Regions from separate parts of the Homo sapiens genome. Here region 1 is linked to region 2. A link is an interaction called in ENCODE POLR2A ChIA-PET data of the cell type or tissue named here. Cell type or tissue: GM12878. All regions are shown on one strand. Links, peaks and the distances in the headings refer to the core of each region. The heading gives the core; the rest is flanking DNA.

What was found. Peaks named below come from ENCODE experiments on the same cell type or tissue, not always from the same donor. Only the 100,000 strongest peaks of a DNase experiment are listed, where the experiment ranks them.
Region 1: POLR2A ChIA-PET joins it to region 2 with 5 read pairs; 3 of 35 experiments call an interaction of 5 or more read pairs at or near these places.

What each region holds. Positions count from the first base shown.
Region 1 is chr18:70,168,396-70,176,410 of GRCh38, reverse strand. It overlaps RTTN (rotatin), which reads left to right. Exons shown (of 49, transcript NM_173630.4): 12 at 7,344-7,556. Among named protein-coding and RNA genes, the nearest start is that of RTTN, 33 kb to the left of the region's middle. In GM12878, for the core only: a CTCF peak has its summit at 3,979; no DNase peak of the experiment used is centred there.
Region 2 is chr18:70,423,512-70,431,526 of GRCh38, reverse strand. It overlaps the pseudogene RPS2P6. Among named protein-coding and RNA genes, the nearest start is that of LINC01910, 43 kb to the right of the region's middle. RefSeq lists an enhancer at 1,067-1,236. In GM12878, for the core only: no CTCF peak of the experiment used is centred there; a DNase peak (open chromatin) is centred at 3,016.

The sequences.
Region 1 (8,015 bases), core at 1,894-4,393, 260 kb after region 2:
GTTTATTCCTTGTTCATTCAGTGAATAATTTATTGATTGCTTACAGTGGACTAACAGTATTACTTGCTGGATGTAAAACTGAATAGGTTAGAATTAGTCCCTGGCCTCATGGAACTTAGTTTTGTAAAAGACAAGACTTGGCTGTTATCTATACATATACATATACATATACATATACATATACATATACATATACATATACATATACATCTACATCTACATCTACGTATACATATACATATACATGTATATGTTTGACTTCTTTGGTTTCTTTAATAACTTTGGGATCACTTGAGGGAAGAGATTATGTCTTAATATACGAATACATTTTTCCATACATATATACATATATAATTGGTACACTTGTATCTTTTAATTGATTGGAGGGCATTGAAAGCCTACTGATCTTATCTCTGCAGTGTGTGTCTTGGTTCTTATCATTAATATCAAGAGTAGCCTTTCCTTCTCTTCAGCTAGGTACGTGTTGTCAGAGTTCTTTACTTATTCACTATTTCCCAGGTTCCTTGACACACAGAATACAAACAATAGTTTCCATTGCTGCTCCAGAAATTATTTTATAGTTAGCATATCTTAATGTCATGGAACCTTTTCTTTTTCTTGTTTTATCTATTCAAAATACTGTTAGCAGTGCTTTAGTTTCTAAGTATTGGTCAAGTTGGTTTCTGAGGACTGTCCTATTTCTTGTATTTGTTGTACTTTATGTATATTGCTGGTGTGTTGCATATTTTAGTAACTTAAGGGATTTTTTTTTTTTTTGGTCCCATGCATTTCTCTTGAAGGTATCCCACTATTTCCTTTCTGTCAGCAACTTAATTGCTTAATATTTTTATTTTAGCACCTGATCAAAAGAATTTCAGAAGTCATCTTTGGTAGGATTAAATATCCTGATTTTTATTTGATTCATCTAGTTAATATTTGGTAACTTGTTTTATGTCTAAACCATATTTGTAGTTTGAGTTACGTAATATATGATTTCATACCTTAGTATGTCTTTTGAAAGTTGTTTTTTTAATTAACGTGTTGCTTTAGGTGTCTTTCACAAAGCTGCTTTTCTGCCCATGATAGCAATAAACTATCTTCTGTGCTAGTCTTTATTCTAGTACTTTTCTTTTTCCTACTTTTCTATTTTACCTAGACCTTTCTTTTCTTAAGCTTTGGTGTTTTCAGTTTTTAACTTTTATTCAGAAAATAAAATGTTCATTTAAAAAACATTTTGATGTACAAAGAAGAATAAAAATTCATTTATAATTTCAAGTTAGTTTTGAGGCTTTTTTCTTTTCTGCTTTAAGTCCAATTGACAGCGTCTATAAAAGTTATTTATTCTTTTTTTTTTTTTTTTTTTTTGGTTTTGGTTTTGTTTTTGAGACGGAGTCTCACTCTGTCACCCAGGCTGGAGTGCAGTGGCACTTTCTTGGCTCACTGCAGCCTCCACCTCCCAGGTTCAAGTGATTCTCCTTCCTCAGCCTCCCAAGTAGCTGGGATTATAGGTGTGAGCCACCACACCCAGCTAATTTTCGTATTTTTTTTTTTTAGTAGAGACCAGATTTCGCCATGTTTGCCAGGCTGATCTTGAACTCCTGACCTCAGGTGATGTGCCCGCCTCGGCCTCCCAAAGTGCTGGGAGTACTCGCGTGAGCCACTGCACCTGGCCTGTTTATTCTCTTTTTTTTTTTTTTAACCATTTCTTATTATCTAACATACATTTTCCATTTAATTAAACACTTCATAAATTTTAATGGGTACTAATATTTTACCAGCAAGATGTTCTATGATTTCCACAAGTATTCCAGAAATTAAGCTTTTAGGTTTCTTTTTTTCTTTTTTTGGTATTTTGATAAATAACACTATGCTGAATTGCTACTTACGCATGTTTACTCATATTTTGGATTCTTAAATTCCTAGTGGCATTACTAGTTCAAAGGCTGAATGCTTAAACATGTTTTTATTATAAGCATAATTTAAAAATATTATAGTTTCACGAGTTTCATTGTTTTTAACTAAAGAATGGATAAAAAGAGTAGTACACGGAAAAGATAATTGTGAGAATATATGGCCGGGAAATTACTAAAAAGAAGCACTTTTTGAAAGTGCCTAAGGCTGGTGTCTCTTCTGTGTGTTTGCCAATTACAGTTTCTGAAATTGTGCACTGTTAGTTTAACTAGAACACTTAAATTTTTAAATGATTTTTAAAATGCTATCAGAAAAAAACATTAATTCTGTAAAGGCTTTTTTTTTTTTTTTTAAACTTTCATATACATTCAGAAAAGTACATAGTTCAGTGCTTTTTCTACTAAGTGAATGCATCTGTCTTTAAAAAGTGACCACCCCCATAACAGAAAATAGAATGTTACCAGCATTCCAAAGACCCCTTCTCTGTTACCTCTCCCTCCTTCTCCAAGCCACACTCCTTTCTGACTTCTGTCACTATAGATCAATTGGCCTGTTTTGAATGTTGTTTAAATGAAATTATAAAGTATGTACTCTCTCAACTCCTTCTTGAGGTTCATAACTATTGTTGCCTATAGCATTAATTTGTTAACTTTTATTACAAAATATTCCATTGTATGAAGTCTGTTAAAAGTGATTTTAATATGTGTAAATATTTCTTTAAAATCTTCTTACTGACTGTATTTTTAAACGTGAGGTTATCTCTGAATTTGAATGTTAGTGGTAAAAATATCTCAGATCATTCAGACATCAGTGTTTCGTGGTGTACTTATTACCAAAACAAAGGAGTGACACACTAAAATGCAGGTATGGGAGAAATTATGAAAACTAGAAAACTATTCCTTATGCCTCTTTGTTGCCCTTAGTTATTAAACATTTGCAGCTTTGTTTCCTAGAATTCTGTAGAGCATATAGTCCAAACTCTATTTTCTTTTTTTTTTTTTTTTTTTTGAGTTGGAGTCTTGCTCTGTCACCAGGCTGGAGTTCAGTGGCGTGATCTCCGCTCACTGCAACCTCCGCCTCCTGGGTTCAAGCCATTCTCCTGCCTCAGCCTCCCGAGTAGCTGGGATTGCAGGTGTGCCCCACCATGCCCGGCTAATTTTTGTATTTTTAGTAGAGATGGTGTTTCACCATGTTAGCCAGGATGGTCTCGATCTCTTGACCTCTTGTTTTGCCTGCCTTGGCCTCCCAATGTGCTGGGATTATAGGCATGAGCCACCGCGCCTGGCCCAAACTCCATTTTCTAAGTATCACTTATATACACAATGTATTATCAGGTGATCCAGGAAAACGGATAAAACACTGCATTTTAAATATAGTATTTTGCTTTAAGGAAAATAACATCACTTGTGTTACTTTTAATTTTTAACTTGTATTCACTAGTCATTATGTTTCTGAAGTCCTTTTCTGTTTTGAAGAGTGACAATTTTTCAAGGCATAAGCATCAAGAATGGAAGAATTCCAGTCTCTTAAGAAAGGAATTGAATTTAAAATATGGGTGTCTTCCTTAATATTATATAAATGAAAAATTAGTGGTGCTACAATTGCTTGCTATTAAGTATTGCAAATGGTCAATCTATCTATGGGTCGAAGTATTGATGGAAAACTTATCCTATCAGTTGCATCATGTAGTTTTTGATTGTATTTTTTCATCTATGTGCTTATTTGGACAGGAACCAAAAAGAAATCAGTAATTTATTTTACTTAGTGCCAGAATAATGTAAAGTTAATTTTCCATGCTTTTTTTTTTAAAGGTAGTTATTGTTTTATTGTTTCCGTTTTTAAAAACAAATCAATTATCTAATTTTTGGTAGTTATTTTAAATATATAACTTGGAACTTTATTAAAACAATTTTGATCATTGTGGGAGATTGTAATTAAGGTATTTGTTTTTAGATGATTATATTTGTTTTGATTAATTGACTAAGTACTTTAAAATGAGATCTAAACAAAAATGCTATTTCATTGATGTTAAATTTCTTCTTTGGTTTATATAAATGTAAGGTTATGCTGCCCTCTGTCTGTTGCTAGCCCACTAATAATTGAAGTAGAATTTGGACTCTGAAACTTTTTGCCTTTAAAGTGGTTTTTTTGAGTTGCCACTGACCAAGTAGGTAGTTTGGATGTTGGAAAATAAATATGAATCTATGTAGAGATTTCCTAAGTTTAACAAAATGTCCTCTGATGCCTGTTTTGAAACTGATATTTGTTGATATTAAATGATTTTGGAGAATACTCATGTATAGGTTAAAATGATACGTTGGTAATCTTCTGAAAAATATTGTGGTTGAGTAAACTAAATTGGTAAAACAAATGAAGGTAATTTCATTTGGGGAAACATCTGGGAAGTAAGAGCTAAAAGTACTAGCCCTGTTCTGGAAGCAGAAGCACAGAGCATTCTAGGAACTGCTGTTACTCTTAGCTAGTGATGCTTACCAAGGCTAAGGAAGAATTTGTAACACAAGGTCTTTAGCTTTTCAGGGAGGTATATAAAAAGATCTAATGACCTGGTGAAGCCAGTTGAGTGACTGAGAGCAGTGCTTTTCAAACGGTAATGTTCAAACAGATCACTTAGAGATATTGTTAATCACATCTTGCATATTCTGATTCATCAGGTAAAGGGTAGGGCCTGAGAGCCGGCATTTCTAACAGACTCATAGAATTATGCCATGGCTGCTGAGTGGCTAGTTTACAGGAAACATTTATAGCCCCTCCTCCCAATGCACATGAGGTGATGTTGCTGATTATTTTTTATCTAATGGGGTGATGGATTTGCACTGAAACATCTTCACTTTTAGTTCTGATGGCATGTGACTAATGCTTATATATGCAGGACAGCTATCTTAGATTAGGGGTGTAAATTGTGATTAGTCCATTGGGCCATGTAAAGATTAGCTAATGACATTAGCATGGGGCTTTGAGTTGTTGAGATAGCAAGAGTTTCAAATACAAGTACGCAGGGTGAAACATTGGAATTCCTTTGTGGTGAAGCGAGAAAAGGAAATTAATATTTATTGAGTGCTATATGCCATATGCTCTGCTTAATGCTTGTTTAATTCTCACAGCAGCTGTTATTTTTCTGACTAGAGTCAGAGAGAACTCTCTTAAACTAGAACACAGTGCCTTTAGAGTTAGATCCATTAGGATTTACTCTCTTAGCACAGTGTAAATCGCCTTTGCTAATTTCTCTTTATCTTCCTAACTCTTCAGGAGTGGAACCCCAGGACTGACAGTAGCCCTCATGAAATATATCCCATTTGTGATTGTTAAATGCCATCTATTTGTTGATGCCTGCCAAATTTATACTTCCAGACCAGACATATAACCTGAACTCTGAACTTACCTGTATCCAGTGTCCTTTTTGATGTCTTCACTTGGGTGACAATAAATGTCTCCAACTGAACATGTCCCAAACTTCATTCTTTGTTTCCCCTTCCAAATATGTTCTTCCTATAGTCTTGCCTGTCTCGGTAAATGTCAACTTTGTTGTTCAAGTTGATCGTTGATCAGGCAAAAACCTTAGAGTCAGCCTTGATTCCTTTCTTTTGCTCATATGTGGATATAATCCCTGAGCAAAATTTGTCATTTCTCCCTTGAATACCTATACAGAATCTGAATACCTGAGTTAAGCCCACCATTCTGTCCTGCCTGGATTACTGCAGTAAAGTCCTCTGTCTCTTAGCTTCCACTTTTGCACATTACCATCAGTTCTCTACAGACCAATTTTGATACTTGTTTAAAATGTTCCAGTGGCTTTCAGCAGAGGACAATTCCTTATGACGACCCAAAGCCTTAACTGATCTGGCCCACCACTCCTTTCTGACTCCATCCCTCAGAACCAGCTCCACTGGCTTTCTTGCTACCAAATAATAGTTTTTGTAATTGCTCTTCCCTCTTCTATAAATGCTTTCCCTCAGATAGCCACGTGGCTCCTGACCCTTCCAGGGTTCTACTTAAATGTCATCTTATTAGCGAGGCCTTCCTCTACTACTTTGGAGAAGTAGCAGTTCCCTGCCTCCACTCCCCATTACTTCTCTGTTCCTCTTCATCTTTCCTATCCTGTTTTAAAACACTTTTTAGCCACACCTAACATCTTAGGAAGTATATCGATTTACACTCTACTTTCTTCAGTGGGATGTGAGCTTCATGCGGGCAGAGGTTGTATTTTGCTCTCTGCTGGGTTCCCAGGACTGGAGAGGTACCTGGCATATAGTGGAGGAACATAGTAAGGCCTAATTAATATTCACCGAGTGAGTGAATAATAGGTGAGCAGATAATTGAGTTTCTCTTTTTCCTCCCCCGCCCACAAAAAAAAGGAAAGTTCTTCACAGAATAATGAAATTTCTCTTTACTTTCTAATAGCTGCTGTTTTACTAATCTGGAGGTTTGTCATGTCTGTGTAATCTAAAATTTTGATTTCTGTAGTTTCTGATCTTCATTTAGCAACTATATTCATTTAAAGGTATCGTTGTTTAGCTGATTCAGCTCTTAGACTTTCAGGTAGTTAATGATTATCCTTGAAATAGGTTATCCATGAAATAAATCATGACCAAACCCACTTTTGTAAAGACAGCATTTCAGCCGTAATAGTGAGTCTTGTCAAGAGATTTTCTCTGAACGTCAAATTTTTAGTCCTTTTTATTCCTTTAATTGATATTTAGAATCCTGTCACAAAACTAGAACCATTTTTTTAAAAACCATAATTCTTTCAGTTTTAAATCTATTGATTTAAGGTTATAATGTGTATAATATTTCATTTGGGCATATTGATTTTATACTAATTAAGGGGCTATCTTCTGTATTTTAGAACTATTTAAAATATTATATTGGATTTCCACTATCCCCTCTAAAAGACAAAACCAAAGAAAAAAATTCGTTTCTGTTCAAATCAATCTATAGCTATACTTGATTTCGTGTTATTAATATGTCATTAATAAGCTCTGTCATGTTCAGCTATGGGATGGGGAAGTGTTCTTGTCTTCAGTTTATCAGGTTATTGGGGAGATTTGCGTACATGTACAGAAAATACTTAGAGAAAAAGGCCTCATGCCTTAGTTCAATAGCAGAGGTATATACAAGGTGCAGGGCTCAAGGAGAGAAGAAGTTGGTTTGGGGAAGAAGAAAGTAGTTAGTATCTTAGGCTTTGAGAAAGAGTTGATATTTGGACTTGAGACATTTTGTATTGAAAAAAGACAGAGATAGAGGTAGATGATGTGTTGGGAAATGGGATTTTCTTTGGAAAAAGTTTCAGTTTTTTGACAAAGAATTGCTAAAAAGGAAGTTGGATTAGATTAAGACTATAGCCCACTATGTTTCTCTAAAATAAGTTTTTTTTAAACAAAGTTTTAATTTTTTTGTTTTTTTAATTCACCAAGGCAAGCGAGTTTTTATCAGAGCCTATGTCAACAGCATTATTTCTCCTTTCTTTGGACATGCCTATTTCTTTGGAATATCCAAATATTCATGAAGCTGTTGTGGCCTATTTGGAACAGCTGAATTCTGAAAACTACAGTATTTATAAACGAACTGCAGAGGCCGTTTATTCAATTGAATGCACCTGTAACTTCCTGTCTGATATTGGGAAAGAGGTAAAAAGCTTTTTTAATATCTCTTTTAAATCCCTTTGACATATTTTGAAAATTTAATCTATACTTTTCAAATTGATGGACATATAATTAAATTGTCACAGGTGGGATACATTATTCCTGAGTGGGTCAATTATACATAACCTGTTATTTAACAGGTTAAAGTAAGGATATGATTTGTATAGAAGTAAAACGAAGACTTTAATTAATGGTGTATATTCCTAACATCAGTGATTTACAAAAAAGCAGTGGTTATTACAAATGTCTTAATATTTAATAATGAGTACCTCTATTAAGTGACTTACTGATATGAACTGAATGACAGTTGATGTAACCAAAATTATAAGGGCTATTTTAGTGCTTACTTGTAGACATATTTTTGCCTCAATATTTTATAGATAGTTCTTACATATATATAAAGGCTGATTTTTGAAATATATTAAGTACAGTGATGAACTACAT
Region 2 (8,015 bases), core at 1,808-4,307:
CTCCACCTGCACCCTCTGGGTGTGACACAATTCCTACATTCCATTGTCAGGCAGATAGTGAAGATTACTTAGTACTAGGTGGGGGGATGTTTTGTAGGAATTCCTGGGCTTCAGTTTAATCCAATGTTGAATGCCAGACCCTCCAAGGTGACACTTCCTCTTTCATCATGTGGACTTTTCATCCTTAAATCTTCTTCTAGCGTGTTGCTGTGTAATCCTCCTTGACTGAATAAACAGTTAGGACTGTATTTCTCAACTCAGGGAGAATTCCTATTGCCTCATGTCTGGATTTGTCAGAAGTCTCACCCAGCCTATTATAATCAATCTTTATTTTAGAAGCTGTTCTTTTTTCTTTTTTTCCCCCACAGGCTTAATTCACTTTATTTTTTGTGTATAAAACCCTGTGTTGTAGCCACAGCTGGAGCCTGGGTCCTCTGCACGGAGACTCTGGGTCGGCCTTGACCAGGTGTGGTCAGTGAATTCCTGATAGGAAGACTTGGTGAATACAGGCTCCTTCCAAAGGTCGGGGGGTCAGGTAGCTGTAGGTCTTAGAGCTGTAAGGTCAAAGATGGCCTTGGCGCAGTTGCCCAGGGTGGCAGTGCAGCCCCTGGCTGAGGTGTAGCAGACATCCATACCAGCCATCATGAGCAGCTTCTTGGGCACAGGCGCCGAGACGGTGCCAGTGCCCCTGGGCGTGGGGATGAAGCCGACCAGCACAGAGCCGCAGTGGCCTGTCACCTTGCAAGGGACGGTGTGGGGCTTGCCGATCTTGTTCCCCCAGTAGCCTCTGCGCACGGGGACAATGGAGAGCTTGGCCAGGATAATGGCCCCGCGGATGGCAGTGGCCACCTCTTTGGAGCACTTAACACGCAGACCGACGTGGCAATTATAGTCCCCGATGGCAACAAATGCCTTGAACCTGGTGCGCTGGCCGGCGCGGGTCTGCTTCTGCACCGGCATAATCTTCAAAACCTCGTCCTTGAGAGAGGCCCCCAGGAAAAAGCCAATGATCTCAGATTCCTTGATGGGCAGGGAGAAGAGATAGGTCTCCTCCAGGGACTTGATCTTCATGTCCTTGACCAGGAGGCCCAGCTTGGTAATGGGTGTCCACCCCTTATCCTTGGCCTTGACTCCGCGAGCTCCGCAGCCTCGGCCCTGGCCCGGTCCACGGCCAGATCCACGGCCGCGACCCCGGCCCGCATGCCACTGCGGAAACCTCAGCGGAAACCACCGCAGTTCCCCATCCCAGGGTCCCCCGGGGCTTCCGGCCCCCGCTGCACCGGCGTTATCCGCCATTTGGTGTTTTCTCAGAGAAGACGTAGAAGCTGTTCTTGTTCGTCATCACTACGTAACATCCTTTGTTTTAGAAGCTTTTCTATGTTCCTCATCGCTACGTAACTTCCTTTGTTTTAGAAGCTCTTCTATGTTCCTCATCACTAGGTAACTTCCTTTGTTTTAGAAGCTCTGCTATGTTCCTCATCACTATGTAACTTGTTTGTTTTAGAAGCTGTTCTAGGTTCGTCATCACGACGTAACATCCTTCGTTTCCTGTTCTTAATGGCTTTCAGAGAAAACCCGAAGTCAGAAGCACGCCGGCATCCACTTGCGGCCGCCCTGCCTGAATATGACATGGATGGGTGTGACCAACGTAGAGTCTTCAGGAGGCTCGGTTTGGTAACTTAGGCATAGTTAATACATCCACATCATTTTTCTAAATTCTATGTTCTTTCGTCTCTTTCTTCACATTTATTCATCTAAAAATGGAGGGAGAGGTTCAAAATTTTTTTAAAAAACACACAAGAATAGTGAGCCTTCTTCATTTGGAATTCATCCCAGTGTTAAATGAAAGAATATTGTGCAAATTTCCAGGAAAATGTCAATGATGACTGGCTAAATTGGAACAAATATCGAAAGACTCCAAAATGTTTACATCCCAGCTGGAGGCAAGTGTTTCATTCCCAGTCAGGGACGGGACAAAGTGAGACTGCAGCAGCGGAACAGGCGCAGCCGGGGTTCCAGCCCTCAGCATCACCACGGTGCATTTGTCCCTGAGGACACCAGGAGTTGTGACAAATCCTGTTCCTTTGCTTTTAGAGGTTTTGTTGTAGAAGCCATCCCCATTTTGACCACTCCAATAATACTGTAAGCAGAGTTCAAAAGCTGAAGCGGGTACACTGTGCCTCCAGGTTATGTTTGTGGATGATACCCTATCAGGGTCTGAATGTCGTCTGACAGTTGCATCATTTCCCTGGAAGAACACGTGTAGACAGGCCAGCCAGTGGCCCTCCCTGTACAGCAGTGGCTGTGGCAGTCAGTGTTGAGTGTGGAACTAGGACTGTGTGATCACCTCCCGGTACTTCCCTTTCCTTATCTTTTTTTTTTTTTTTTTTTTTTTTTTTTTTTTTTAGACAGTCTCGCTCTGTCGCCCAGGCTGGAGTGCAGTGGTGTGATCTCGGCTCACTGCAACCTCCACCTCCCGGGTTCAGGCGATTCTCCTGCCCAGCCTCCTGAGTAGCTGGGATTACAGGCACCCGCCACCATACCTGGTTAATTTTGTTTTGTGTTTTTAATAGAGACGGGGTTTCACCACGTTGGCCAGGCTGGTCTCAAACTCCTGATGTCAGGTGATCCGCCCGCCTCGGCCTCCCAAAGTGCTGGGATTACAGGCGTGAGCCACTGCGCTGGGCCTAATTTTTTGTATTTTTAGTAGAGACAGGGTTTCGCCATGTTGGCCAGGCTGGTCCTTATCTTAACATAAAGAATGATAAGGACTTCCTCACAGACTGTTGAGAGAATTAAATAAGTCAACACACATATAGTACTTAGAGGAGTGTGCAGTAAATATTAGTTTAATGATGTGAATACACACACAGGCATACTTGATAAAGCCTAGTGAATATTTGATCTGTCAGTAACAAAATATTCAAAAGACAGCAATGAAGATCAGCAGTTTCTTTTATAATTCAGGAACTAGATAGCCACAAGCAATACAGTTTCACTTTGACTTTCAGACACCACTGAAACACCTGTGCTAGTATTCAGGCTAAAGCTCTTGAAGAGGGTAAAATATTTTCTCCATCTACCTACCTCTGGCCACAAGCACTTATGTGAATTGGAACTCAGGAAATGGTCAAAATCGATGTACTCACCCCTATTTATATGAGTGTTGATTTAAATAAATTATTGAGATAATTTAACGCATTGATTGTTCAGATTAGAATTAAACAGAGTGACCTTTGAAAATTTCATCTCATGATTACTCTTCATGGTACCTACCATCAACTCTTTTCTTAACCATTGCTCAATACTTAATCCGCACTCCTAGTCCTACCTTCTAGCTTGAAGTTATCATTAAACTAAATAACAGCCTTTAAATGAAAAGCAGGATGATACAGTCTCATTATCTAAATACATAAATCATTTGGTTTTAATGCCACCAAAATCCATCACCACAGTAGCAGTGCCTTTCCCTTGTAACATGGACATTGTTTCTAGGTACTTGTTCTTCTAAGTCAGAAATGCTCTTCCATTATTACATACTTCATCTGTGACAACCATTTCTGAATTCAGGTTTTGTTTGTTTGTTTGTTTTTTGGAGACAAGGTCTTGCTCTGTCACCCAGGCTGGAGTGCAATGGTATGATCTCAGCTCACTGCAGCCTGGACCTCCTGGGCTCAAGCAGTCTGCCCACTTCAGCCTCTTGAGTAGCTGGGACAACAGGTGTGCACCACCATGCCAGGCTAATTTTTTTTTTTTTTTGTAGACGTGAGGTTTCAGCATGTTACCCAGGCTGGTCTTGAACTCCTGGGCTCAAAAAATCCACCTGTCCCAGCCTCCCAGAGGGCTGGGATTGCAGGCGTGAGCCACTGCACCTGGCTGAATTCTTGTTCCTAGTGGCTTTGGGTCCTAAGAAACTTCTGTTTGTTTGTTTGTTTGCTTGTTTAGAGACAGGGTCTCATTCTGTGACCCAGGCTGGAGTGCAGTGGCTCAATCACAGCTCAATCTAACCTAGAACTCCTTGGCTCAAGTTATCCTCCTACCTTGGCCTCCCAAAGTGCTGGAATTATAGGCGTGAGCCACCACACCTGGCCCTTAGAAACTTCGTAAACTATTCATTTGGGTGAACCTAGAAACACCTTAGTAGATCCATTAATTCATTTATTCAACCAACATTTGCTGAGCCCCTGCTCTGCTTTGAGCTCTCCTCTAGGAAGTATGGCAATGCACGCAGGGGCAAGTCTGCATTCTCCCATGTGAGTGAGGGCTTCACCGTCTCAGGTTGAGGTGGAAATGCAAGGGGCTGCGGACAGGAAGAAGCAGATAAAGGAAGGGGACCTGCTTTGCTGGCTGCAGGTACACAGTCAGCAGCTCTGACATGGGAGCTCTCCGTCAAGACATCATCGCAGAAGAGATGATTCTTCCTGCGTCTGGGACAACAGCATATACAGTCTCTACCAGATGGCACGGACAGTTTATGGAGGTGGATGTGTAAAGAAAACATCCTCCTCACCACTCACACCCCTCCCCTCACAAGCCTCAAAGCAGCTCAGAGCGTTCTGCAAAGAGGAGGCTCTGGTAGTGCCGCAAGCCCTTGCCTCCTGTTTACATGGCAGCGACTGTCACTCTTTTCCCCAGAAGAAATTTTGCTGTACTCTTCGAAAAGCAAATTAGGAAAGCATTCCCGCTGGCAAATTGAATGTGTCTTCCTGCCATTGCCAGCAGTGCCAGGGAAAAAGAATTGGGGAAGAAAATCAGGGTTTTTCCCCACAACCTCACCTATGCTTGAGTGTTGGTATCCACCTAGAAAGAAGAGTGAGTTTAGTGCTCAGTAACAGTCATGTTTTACCCAGAGCTGGTGGGCAAAGGCCTAGATGTCTGGCCTGCTTTGTCTAATTCTAGAGCTGAGGCTAGAGGAAAAGGCCCTTTCTCTGCGTCTTAGTATCTTCCTCCAACCCAAGATGACAATAAAACACACTTACTTATTTACATAGTTTGGATCTGCCCAAATCTCATGTTGAATAGTAATCCCCAGTGTTGGAGGTGGGGCCTAATGGGAGGTGATTGGATCATGGGGGTGAATTTCTTCCTTGCTGTTCTCCTGATAGTGAGTTCCACCTCAAAAGGGAGCTACCTAGTAAAACTGTCTTGCTGCCTATCAGGGTCTTTGAACGCATTCAGTGTTGAGGAGCAGTGTGACCATGTCAAATTTTGTGGCAAGAAAGTCCCTCCCTGTGAAAGACCATCCACCTGGCCTGACAGCAAAGCTGCCATGAATTTTCAAAAGCCAGTCCAGCTGACAGCCGGGAGGAATGCATGAGTCTCTAGCAGCCCAGAAAGGTAATGGAAAACAGGTCTTTGAAAATGACACATTTTACATTAGAAAGGCATTGGTATATACTAATGTTTTAATTCTTCAACACGTGATGCCACAGTCTCTGGATGTCTTCTGGAAAGACCTCTGTCACTCATACGCATGGTCATGGCCAGAGGAAATTAACCAGAGGGTAATGAGCAATTCCTACTGCTACAAAGAGGGCACCACTCATTGCCTACCAGACCCTCATCCAAGTGCTTTCATTAATTCATCTCATCCTCCAGTCCACCCTATGACGTCAGTACTTTGTAATCATCCTCATTTTCCGGTAAGGTGACTGAGGCTCAAGGTTAATGTCAACCGGAGATACTTACACCTGGAACATGAAGGGAGAGAGAAACAGAAATAAATAGAGATCTGAAGATAACAGAAAAGCAAGGAAATACCAGTAACTAGTGTCATATTACCTCCCTGCCAACTGAAGGGAAGTCCATTCGGATGATTAAAACATCTTAGGTATTCAATAGCTTATTTCTAGATAAATTATTTTTTATTTTAAAATACAAATAGAAACATAAAATAGACTAAAAACATGGTAATTAGTAAAGGTTCTTGTAACTGCCTTTGGATGTGTGAATTTGGTGAGGCTACAGGCTCCAGTGTTTCAGTCAAACCCTACTCTAGGGGTTGCTGGGAAGGTATTTTGTAGATGTCAGTCAATTCCGTAGTCAGTTGACTTTATTTGTTAAGGGAGATTATCCGAGATAATCTGGGGCAGCCCGATTCTGTCAGTTGAAGGATCTTAAAAGCAGAAATGAGGCTTCTCTGAAGAAATTCTGCCAGTGCATAGCAACTCCAGCCCCTTCTGGAGACTGCCCTGCAAATTTCAGACTAGCCTATCCAGCCCCATGGTTACATATCCAATTCCCTGCAATAAGCCTCTTAATATCTGTCTTCTACTGGTTCTGCTTCTCTGGTTGAACCCTGATACAGTTGTTAAAATGTTATTGTAATTAATGTATAAGGATGAATTAGTAGTATATTGTGCTGGTATAAAAGCTAGTACATTTAAGTGGTTTTAAATTTTTCCCTGTGTTCCCATTTACCTATGAACTTACACTGTCTCAGAGGAAGGACTCAGAAAATCATCTTGGTAAGCCCAAGTAAACTCTAAATGTAAATTCCATCTGAACAAATTATGAATGAGTGGAGTCTTAATAAAGTTGCAGAATGTTAAATGAGAGAGGAGAGAGTGAAAGATGCACCTTCTCTTTGATTTAAAGCATGTATTCACACACACACACACACACACACACATTTTAGAAGAGACCTACATGATTCCCATGTTTTCATTTATTCTAACAGCATTCACTGAATGCCAATGACATCCTGAACACCTTTCAGCTTTATGACTATATTAATCCTTTCTTGCACTGCTATAAAGAAATAGCTGAGACTGGGTGATTTATAAAGAAAAGAGGTTTAATTGGCTCACAGTTCTGCAGACTCTAGGAAGCAGTGTCTTCTGCCTCTGGGGAAGCCTCAGAAAACTTACAATCATGGCGGAAGGCAAAGGGGGAGCAAGCATTTCGCATGGTGGGGCAGGAGGGAGAGAGAGGGAGGGGAGGTGCCACACACTTTTAAATGACCAGATCTCACCGGAACGCACTCACTCTCAGGAGAACAGCACCAAAGGGGAAATTCACACCCATAAGTCAATCACCTCCCATTAGGCCCAGCCTCCAACATTGGGGATTACAAGTAAACATGAGATTAGGGTGGGGACACAGATCCAAACCAAATCAATGACTCTGCGTGTCATTCAACACCTCCACATCTCAGGTTCCTTCTCTGTAAAATAGGGTTACAAATTGTGCCAGCCTTGTAGGACCACAGTGATTGTTAAGTTAGTTAAGGTTTCCAAAGTGCTTAGAATAGTCTCACATGTGGTATGCAACATCTATTTTGTGGGCTGGGGAAGCTGGCAAGGACTTCACAGAGGAGGAGATGCTAGAAAGACTTGGATTGGGGAGGGAGCACGAGGTACTATCCTGAATCATGGGCAAACCGGTTGAGCGAAGCTTGGAGGCAGGAAGGAAGAAAGCTTGTGATAGTAACCCTAATTAAACCAGCCTGCCTGCCGTGAATGGTTCTTACTAGAATCCCCAGGAGAGAAGGTGAGGGCCAGATTTTGAACAAAGCAAAGCCTGGATTCTACCTCTAAACCACATATTCAAGTTAATCTTAAAAATGACAGTTCATGTTTTTCAAAAGGATTTTATGGTTAAACAAGTTTGGAAAACAGGGTTAAATAAAGACTAACAGGTTTCTTTCAAGCAGGATTTCCCCCAATGACCTTAATCTGCTAACACACTGCCAGAGGGGACCCACAGGCAGCAGTTCCCAAAATAGAGGACAGAATCCTCTGGCTTCAGAGCATCTCCCAGGAAAACTGTTCCGAGGTGCACACTCCTGCAAATGAAGCTTGTATTATCTATATTTTCTGCATTCTTGATGCTCTGGCATCTGGGGCCTTGCTGACAGGGGACAGACTGCCTCTCTGGGGGCTTGACAATTCTTAGAGATAGCAAACAACTCACCTGGGAGCCCATCCTTCATATGGAAACTAACAATCCAGAGCCAACACCCACCACATCTTCCACCTGGCACACATACCCCGGAGACAATGTTCATCTGCGCT